Regions from separate parts of the Homo sapiens genome. Here region 2 is linked to region 1. The links are chromatin contacts, found by Hi-C or POLR2A ChIA-PET in ENCODE. All regions are on one chromosome and are shown on one strand. Each heading gives the region's core, a stretch centred on a gene start or an enhancer-like site at or near the end of the contact. The rest is flanking DNA. Distances are from core to core; before and after follow the strand shown. Region 1 overlaps AUTS2 (activator of transcription and developmental regulator AUTS2). Region 2 overlaps AUTS2 (activator of transcription and developmental regulator AUTS2).

Evidence for each region. Hi-C counts contacts between places; a loop is a spot of excess contacts on that map. ChIA-PET counts read pairs that join two places held with the same protein, here RNA polymerase II (POLR2A). Pooled maps may share reads with other maps.
Region 2: a map of psoas muscle shows a loop between it and region 1 (4-fold over the local background). The contact joins two enhancer-like sites. A Hi-C loop is called at or near these places in 4 of 168 maps with a recorded cell type or tissue (IMR-90, ascending aorta, naive thymus-derived CD4-positive, alpha-beta T cell and 1 more) and 2 of 50 pooled maps. POLR2A ChIA-PET finds 5 or more read pairs at or near these places in 2 of 52 experiments (IMR-90 and Panc1).

Annotation. Positions count from the first base shown.
Region 1 is chr7:70,090,102-70,094,563 of GRCh38, forward strand. All of the region lies in intron 2 of AUTS2 (activator of transcription and developmental regulator AUTS2), which reads left to right. Among named protein-coding and RNA genes, the nearest start is that of AUTS2, 490 kb to the left of the region's middle. Within about 2 kb of position 2,695, at least 3 of the 41 ENCODE cell types and tissues checked have a DNase peak (open chromatin) inside an H3K27ac peak, as active enhancers do; they include psoas muscle, where a contact is called at or near this core.
Region 2 is chr7:70,154,203-70,159,095 of GRCh38, forward strand. All of the region lies in intron 4 of AUTS2 (activator of transcription and developmental regulator AUTS2), which reads left to right. Among named protein-coding and RNA genes, the nearest start is that of AUTS2, 560 kb to the left of the region's middle. Within about 2 kb of position 2,074, at least 2 of the 41 ENCODE cell types and tissues checked have a DNase peak (open chromatin) inside an H3K27ac peak, as active enhancers do; they include psoas muscle, where a contact is called at or near this core.

The DNA.
Region 1 (4,462 bases), core at 1,445-3,944:
TCTCCTTTCTTGGCTTATTAGCTGTAGGTCTTTGTTTTTTGGTTTTAATTGTTGGTTTTGGGGTTATACCATATCTTCAACTTATACCTTCAAGTGATATACTACCCATTCATGTATACCATAAGAATCTTACAAGTGTATACTTTTGTTTCAACTCTCTTGTTGTCACACAATTCTACTTTTATATATGTTCTAAAGTCTATACTATATTGTTATTGATATTTAATTAGTTAATTGTTCTTTGAAGAAACTTACATAATATAAATTTTTTTTTTTTCTTGAGACGAAGTCTTGCTCTGTCACCCAGGCTGGAGTGCAGTGGCACAATCTCAGCTCACTGCAATCTTCACCTCCTGGGTTCAAGCGATACTTCTGCTTCAGCCTCCCGACTGGCTGGGACTACAGGTGCGCACCACCATGCCCAGCTAAATTTTGTATTTTTAGTAGAGATGGGATTTCACCATATTGGCCAGGCTGCTAGCTGTGCTACAATTTCTGGTGCTCTTCATTCTTCTTTACATAGATGCATTTCTATGTAATACCATTTGCCCTCTTCCTAAAGGTTATCCTTTAAGATTTCTGTCTTTTTTTTTTTTTTTGAGGCGGAGTCTCGGTCACCCAGACTGGAGTGTAGTGGCATGATCTCAGCTCACTGCCGCCTTCGCCTCTTGGGTTCAAGCAATTCTTCTGCCTCAGCCTCCTGAGCAGCTGGGACTACAGATGTGCACCACCATGCCCGGCTAATTTTTGTATTTTTAGTAGAGATGGGGTTTCACCATGTTGGCCAGGCTGGTCTGGAACTCCTGACCTCAAGTAATCTGCCCACCTCTGCCTCCCAAAGTGCTGGGGATTACAGGCATGAACTGCCACACCTGGCCTAACGTTTCTTGAAGTACAGGCCTACTGGTGATTAATTCTTTCAGCTTTTGTATATCTGAAAACATCTTCATTTTACTTTAATTTTTAAAAGACATGTTAGTTGTGCATAGAACTAGCGGTTGATACTTTCTTTTCCCTTCTCCCAGTACTGTAAAAATGTTTCACAGTCTTTGCAATTGCATTTTTTAAGTAAGAAAATTAGGTATCATTCTAATCTTTAACCTCTGTATATAACCTGTCATTTTTCCCCTGGATGCTCTTAAGAATTTCTTTTATCACTAGTATTGAGCAATTTTTTTATGATCTGCATTGGTGTACTTTTCTTTATGTTTCTTGTGCTTAGGGTTCTTTGAGCCTTTAGATTTGTGGTTTTATAGCTTTCATCAAATTTAGAAAATGTTTTATCCTCATAGGACTATTCTGATTCTCCTCAGCTAGTAATTTCTTTACCTAATGGACCCATTTACAAAATACACTCCAGGTCCTATAAATTTTTTTTAATAGGTCATATAAAAGTTACTACCAGGAATCTGATGTTTATAGTGACAGAATCAAGTCTCGACACTTGGAAAAGAACATTGTCTGTTTTCTCTTGTAAACTCTGGGATTGCTGAGGTTTTCAAGGAAGCCAGGTACTAAACCACTCTGCTGTTACAGTCACTGTTCTTCTTTTTGGCTTTCCTACCTCCTGAGATTCTTGGCAGATGAAGGATAAGTGCTTCATAAGCCTGAAATGGTGGCCCTTCTGGGTCCTGTGGTAATCATCTGAGCACGTACTTTTCATTTCTGAGTTAGTACGGAGATTCCTGAAGTTCTGTCTACATCTTTCCAATGTTGGATTTATACCCAACATGTAGGAATATAAAATTTAGTGCTAAGATGATAGGTGTTCACTTTGTTCCAATCCTGTAATTTGCTGTGGTGACATACAAGGGAAAGAGAAGAGCCTTAAATATTTGCCTGCTAGCTATCAAGTAGGGGGGATTATACTCTTAATCTCATTTACATTTTCTTGTAGCTATAGCAAAGTTTGACAGGCAATCGTCATATCCCCCAAATTATATTAGTGTGCCAGTTACAGGTCTGTGACTCCTAAGTATTATTTTTAATACTTAGGAGTATTTTAATACTCCTAAGATTATATTTAAAAAACATAATCTCACCAGTACATTTTTATTCCTTCCTTTTTAATAAACCAGCTTTGACAGATGAAAAGGAATCTGTGCTGTAGCTCAGATTTCTCATGTTAGGCATATTTTAGCCGTAAACTTAATTATCGCAGGAATTTTCAAATGACTCCAACTTTTTCTGCACTTGGTATCAGAGGATACCAAGTCCTGTTTTTGAGCTGATAAAATCCTCCTTCTGAAAGCATTTGTTTATTATATTACTGCTTCACATGAGCTGAGCTCTATCCTGACCCCGTGTTAAGTGTCTGTGGTAGATTTCATTACATCCATATACTGGAAGTCCTGCCAATACACTGGCAGCAAAATCCTAGTGGAAAATAAATGGCAATAAAAAAGAGAAATGATAGCCTGTGTGAGTGGTGAGGAGCACAGCTTTATTGAGACTGGACAACCCCAGAGTAGTGACTTGGCATGCAGACATGAGCTTAAGAGAGTGTGAGTGAAAGCTGATATTGGAATAACGACTCTGTGGCACAGACATGGGAATAATTTAATTAATTGCACTGAAATTTCTTTGATGAATAGTTATGTGGTGATAAGCATGAGGTCGAACAGCAGAATGAGTCTCAGCTTTTTAATGGGCCAGCACAGCTGCGGTTTTGGATGCCTTCCCACTTTATTTCTGCCTGCAGCTCTCCACCGCTTTATTCATCCACATCTCAGCTAGGAGCACCACTCGCGGGGCCCCCTCTCCATGTCGGCAGAGCTGAGGGGCAAGTACATTTGGCCATGGGAAGCAGGCTGGTGACTGCTTTGAAATGAAAACCAGATCAAACGAAAATTGTAGGATGGTGTCCTTATGATGCCTGCACCTCCCCTCCTCCCCAAATCTCTAGGATGCTTTTACAGAGTCTTTGCTGCTACGTTGTATAAAGATTTTAATAAAAATTTCTTGTCCCTGGAGAAACAGGCATGTCTTTGTTGTCAGAGAGCTAGAGGGAAATGAGCAATGCAGCCCAGCTGGAGTACCAGCATTAATCCCATGATTCGTAGCCCGTATTTTCAGACAGATCAATTACTTATGGCTGTAACCAATCTCTCATCGTTTTCTTGCTGTGCAGGGCTCCATTTCCAGACTCGGCAGCTGACATAACCTTCCAACTTGATAGGACTTCAGCTGCAAATCTCTTCAGGTCTGCTGCCTCCATTCATCGTGGTTATACAAATGAGTTGTTAAATAAAAATCAAAAGTAAAAAATTATGGGTGGTAATCTCTGCCTGGCTCAGTAATACCCATGGGCCTAGGCAACATTTTCAGTTGGATTTTTAAAAAACAAGATGGATGATTCACTTGTCTGACTTCCTTCACTTTTATGGACAGGCTTTGCATGAGAGAAAAGCCATCTCTAGAGGGAAGAAATTATCCACAGTGGATACATTTCTTATCAATTTATAAGTTGAAAGATTAACTTAGAAGTGGAGAGAAAGGAGATTATGAGGAGACACGAAGGACATGTACAGGTGAGCTGTGTCTAATGCATTTCACACTGAGTGAGTCACCCCTTTTCAGCTGCTAGGCTGCCTGGGCTTAAGGCCAGGAGATTCTGTATCAAAAAGAAATGACCCTTGCTAACACAGAGGTGTCATGGAACATGTAAGCTGTTTATAGAGTATGTCACTGTGTGAATGTAGAACTTGTGTGAAGGATCTAAACCCAATAACCTTTGAAGAATTTACCCAGAATTTATTTAGTGTTTTCAAGTTATAACTACTCCTTGTGTGTATTGAACCCTTCACAGCTATGTCAGGCCAGCTAAGCCTTCCTGGAAGAGGTACTTAGGGGCCAGATAAAGCAAATTGGAGAATCTCTTTGTGATTTGACTCACTTTAGATGCACAGATGCTCATCTGTTAGGAAAGCATGTATTGACTCTCTTTGTGCCCTTTTCTTTCATTGTCACTCCATCATTTCCATCTCTTCAATGAATAGTCCTTTGAGGACTTTCCCATTTTCCCTATAATAACCAACTACGAAAATTTGCAGGAAGCAAAAAGGAAAATGTGGACATCTAGAGAATATAAATGGTTTTATGTTTAATCTAGGGGGAATTATGTATGTATTTATATATATTTGTGTATGCGCCCTGCATGCTTGTTGCATTTTGCTGTATGCTTTAGAAACCTTTGCCTACATGGAACCCATTAGTAGTGTCCTGGGACAGGTATTCATGAACTCTGTTAACAATTAAGGAAGTAAGTTCCTGCTGCTACAGGCTGACAGCCACAGTTTCCCCTTGGGCTTGTATGGCTTTGGATTGATTCTAAAGAAGCAAAGGAAACATACAGAACATACTTGTTTGATTTGAAAGTTAAAAACCGGTCTGTGTCTGTTTTCTTCTCCCTTTTCACTCTAGCCCTTCTTAGGCATCCCAATGCGAGTAGTAAAACATAAAT
Region 2 (4,893 bases), core at 824-3,323, 63 kb after region 1:
TACCTATGTCACTATGTCATTTCCTGAAGAAAAAAGTGTCCATCAGACAAGCAATTTCTGTAGGTTTTGGGGGCTGGAAGGTTGGTATGCCAGCAAAAATGAGAGAGGAAAAGGGAAAAATAATTTTTTCCTTTGACTTGTGTGGAAGGAATTCAGTGAGGGGTTGACCAGATCTAATAAGCAAAAGAGGGGTTTTGTATATTTAAAAGATACATTTTTATAAAGAGAGATCTATAGATATTTGTTATTTTCAAGATGGTAACAATTGAAACTTGAATCTAGTGATTTCTGAAAGCTGCTCCCTTTAAGGAGACAGGGAAACAAGGTTAGTTTTTTTTTAATTCTTAACTTTTTCTGTTAGACTACTTTAATATGACAATATTTAGCAGTTTATTTTCTCGTCAGGGATTCAGCTCAGTTTCTGGTCTACCTCCTGTCCTGAACTGAGCAGACTACATTTCCTCACATGAAGGTTGTAGGTTGTACAAACAATGCCACTGGCATGAACCATGATCAGCGCTCTCCACTTGACTCATGGTGACTTTGGAGGCTGGAGTGCAGCACATGGTAACCAGGAGATCAGCTGGATCAGCCTCAGAGTGAAACTCGCTGCTATTATCTCTTTGGCTATGGTTGGTTGGGTGCTTTTTTTTTCCCTTTTAGTATTGGAAGGATATAATTGATACTTGCTTTCTTGGATCAAATTGTAGCATCATATGTTTGACTGATGGGTTAGTTGTAGGAGCTGTCAGAGCCCCCCTGGGACCTGCTTTACAGGTTTGGTGAATGAGCAGCTGACAGCACAGCAAGCACACTTTCTGCTGCCAGCCTGGTTTTGTTCTTCCCAGGTGGATGTTTCATTATAGGAATGGGCCTCAAAATAACATTTGCCCAGGAATATTTCTAGAGAGTGGTCATCTTTGGTGGCACTGTTATGGTGGTATGTTGCTCATTTAGAGTGGTCTCATTCAAGCAAGACCCATACATCATTTGGGGAGAACAGTGAGGAAAACCGTGGGCTGAGCTCTGGGGAGGGTTCGATCTGGGAATAAGGCATGTCCTAGAATCTCAGTCAGGATTCTACTTTCAAGAGACAGTGCAAGGCTCCTAGGAAGTTGGGGCCAGGAGGTAATTAAAGAGGTAGAAAGAGAAAATCTTTTAAAATCAAGTTTCTGACTGCATGGGCTCTTGAATGTGGTCTTTACTTTGATTGTGGCCTCAACATACAGGTGGTAGCAGAGTCCTTGAAGGGCCCTTGACTTTTTTTTTTTTTTCAGAGATCAGGGAATTTGTAATTTAGAAGGAGAAAACTGGCACTCTTGTGCCAGTAAAGCCTCTGCTGATAGCTGTGTGCCGTTTGTTTTTAATCCTTTCTCGGTATCCGTCTCTGGCCATCCTTATCTTTACTAGAAATCAAAGGCTGTGAAGGGACCACCAGAAAAATAAATAATTCATAGCTTTTCAAAGCCTGAGCCCCAAATACTCAACTTTCAAAGCATGAGCCCCAAATATCCCTTCCCTTGGGCTTGAATTTGCTAAACTGGAGCCTGTGTTTACTCTACTAGGGTAACCAAGTATTCAAGAGCTCAGAGAAAAAAGGACTGGCCACTATACCTCTTTGGAGGTAAGAGAGGAGCCCGTGTGAGTTCATGTGTAGAAGAATCACTTTCACCTGGAATAGAATGTCAATCCCAGAATCTCACTATCTGGCAGGCAGGAAGTGATACCAGTTTCTGGCTTGGAAAGGACATCTGAAGGATCCTGTTGGTTTTGTTTTGTTTTGTTTTGTTTTTTTCTCCTGTTGGTTTTGTCTGCTGACACGTGGGTAGTGCTGACCCAGTGTCTGACCGGATTGTCTCCATCCATAACTTCATCTAGCCCTGTTTACAAAAGAATGAACACAAGTGACAGCCTCAGTGAACCTGCACCATGAGGATGCCCTTACTTCTCCCACACTCTCACTTTCTTCTCTTCTTGGCTCCTCTTCCCCTGTACTTCTCTCTGTTGACATAGAATATGCAAAGTCCAAGAGATGTGGCAATGCCAGTAAGAGCTAAGTTACTTGCAGCTGGCGGTGCCACCTGTGCCTATCAAATTTCAGCCAAAGCAATTGCTTTCCCAGAATGCCCTGTTTTGGGGAATTGGAAAGTGAATCTGTAGGGGCGGCAATGGCTGTATAGAAGAGAGCTTTTCTCTGGGCTCAAATATGAGGACAAAATTGTGAAGTAGGACTGTAGATAATCCCAAATCCCCACTTTTGCATCTTCCTGAGCTCAGAGGCAACCCAAGAGATTTCCGAGTTAATCCTTTGGACTTTAGGTGAACTCTCAGCTAGAACCATCGTTTGCAAGCAGATCTCCTGTGGAGGTGACAGTTCCATAACCTATCCTGGTGGTTGTATAGTTGAGAATGTTTGTGATTCCTTCTCTCTCCACAAGACCTCACCACTTCCAGTTATGTTCATTTTATTTTTGTTTAGTCATTTTTGTGCTTAGGGAACAATTTTTCAGCTTTGTACTCTCACCTCATAAAAGTCCTTTGTATCATTGTGAAAAAGCAAGTCAAGGCCTGGCGTGGTGGCTCATGCCTATAATCCCAGCACTTTGGGAAGCCGAGGCAGGTGGATCACGAGGTCAGGAGTATGAGACCAGCCTGGCCAACATAGTGAAACCCCATCTCTACTAAAAGTAAAAAAAAAAAAAAAAAAAAAAAAAAAAAAAAAAAATTAGCTGGGCGTGGTGGCAGGCACCTGTAGTCCCAGCTACTTGGGAGGCTGAGGCAGGAGAATCGCTTGAACCTGGGAGGCAGAGGTTGCAGTGAGCCAAGATTGTGCCATTTCACTCCAGCCCGGGTGACACAGTGCAAGACTCCGTCTTACCAAAAAAAAAAGCAAGTGAAATTGACATTTTAATTTAGTCTGACTGCATTTTTCTATAATTTTCTAAGAATTTGTCACTTTTTAGTATTTTCTCTTTTCTGATAAACTGTTCCAGCTTTTCATCACTTTTTAATCAGCTTTCATCAGTTTTATCATACTCAACCTCTGGTATTTTTCTTTGTATGCTCTCTTTTTCTCCTTTTTTTGTTTTGTTCATGAGACAGGTCTTGCTCTGTTGCCCAGGCTGGAATGCAGTGGTGTAATCTTGGCTCATTGCAGCCTCAACCACCTGGGCTTAAGCGATCCTCCTATCTCAGCCTCCCAAAGTAGTTGGGACCACAGGCACATGCCACCATGCCTGGCTAATTTTTTATTGTTTTATTATTTATTTATTTGTTTATTTATTTATTTTTTCTTTAAGAGATGGGGGTCTCTCCCTATGTTGCCCAGACTGGTGTTGAACTCCTAGGCTCAAGCAATCCTCCCACCTTGGCCTCCCAAAGTGCTAGGAGGCATGAGCCACCACACCTGGCTCTTTTCTGTTGTTCATTCTCTTCACCCTTGTTTAGATCCTAAAGTGACCCAGGCACTTCAGGATCTGAAGATAGCTGGATGATGATGAGTCTTCTTAAAAGGTAGCATTTTATAGCAAACATGATGTAGAGCCACTGAAGGGTTTTATAGTTGCTGTCCTCAGGGGCTGGATTTTTAAACTGGAATATCCATGGGGACTTTGAAAATTCCACCTGCTGGGGCTCTACCTCATTTGAGAACCACTACCTTAATAAGTTCATGGCCTTACAATGGGAGTGGGAGGAGAGGTGACTTTGGAGCAGACAATTACAATGTGAGTGACAGTTATCTCTTTCATGAGTACTGCTGTACAAACTGGGAATGCCTGATCTGGTTCTTGGAGAGGGAGTGGAGGTTAACCTGATTTATGTAAAGTTGTAGTGGTCATGGCGGGGGAGGAGGTTGCATTCCATGAAGCACCATTTGGAAAGACCCAAAGTGTGGGGCCTGGTTATTTGGAGGACCTGGAGATGTTGTTGGAATGCTTAGAAATTACAGGAATGAGGATAGGAAGGAGCCAGATCCCAAGTGGTCTTGACAAGTCTTGTTAAAGAGTTTTCATTTCATAGTGCAAGTGATGTAGAGCCACTGAAGGGTTTCATGTTGTAGAATTTATTAGATGTGTGTGAGAGATAGCTCACTCAGTTAGTTTTGTGGAAGATGGCTGTGTAAGCATGAGATTGGAGGCAAGAACTTCAGGAAAAATTATGATGATGACTGGGAGAGAAGGTGGACAATTCTAGAGATGTTTAGAACACAAAATTGACAGGACAAAGTCAACGAGTCAATGTGGCAGTGATTTATAGAGAGGCCTCAAGGATAACCAAGTATCTGCTTTATTCAACCAAGTGAGTGCTGGTACAATTCACTAAGAGAGGCAGTATAGGGGAGTGAATAAGAGCACATATTTGAATCCTAGACCTGCCACTCGCCTATGAGTTACATTTTGGGTGTATTCATTTTTAAGACGTCCATGGGATGAGCAAAGAAAGAGATCCTGTGGGAGTTTGAGTCTGGAGCTCAGAGAAGCAGCCTGGACCTCTGGTGCACGTGATCCATGCAGTCCATGGATCAGAACTCTTTCAGGAAAAAAAAAATGCGGTTATTAGGACAAGTGTTGAGTATGTGTGATTTTTATTTCTTTGTGATTTAGCTGGAGGACTATAGAGCTGACCAGAATAAAGGCAATAAATATATAAATAATCATCTACCTATGATATACTCAAGGCAATAAATATATAAATAATCATCTACATATGATATGAGTATATCATTATCTGCTGTCATTATTATTAGTGAAGGCATGTTACATATTTGTTTGGACCACAGCATACTTTCAGGAAACTCTTGATAAACAGCTTTCTTTTTTATTTATTGCCCTGCTTTCTTTTGATTGCTTTTGCCGTAGCATCAACCTGCATCTTATTTTAATCATCTCCTCT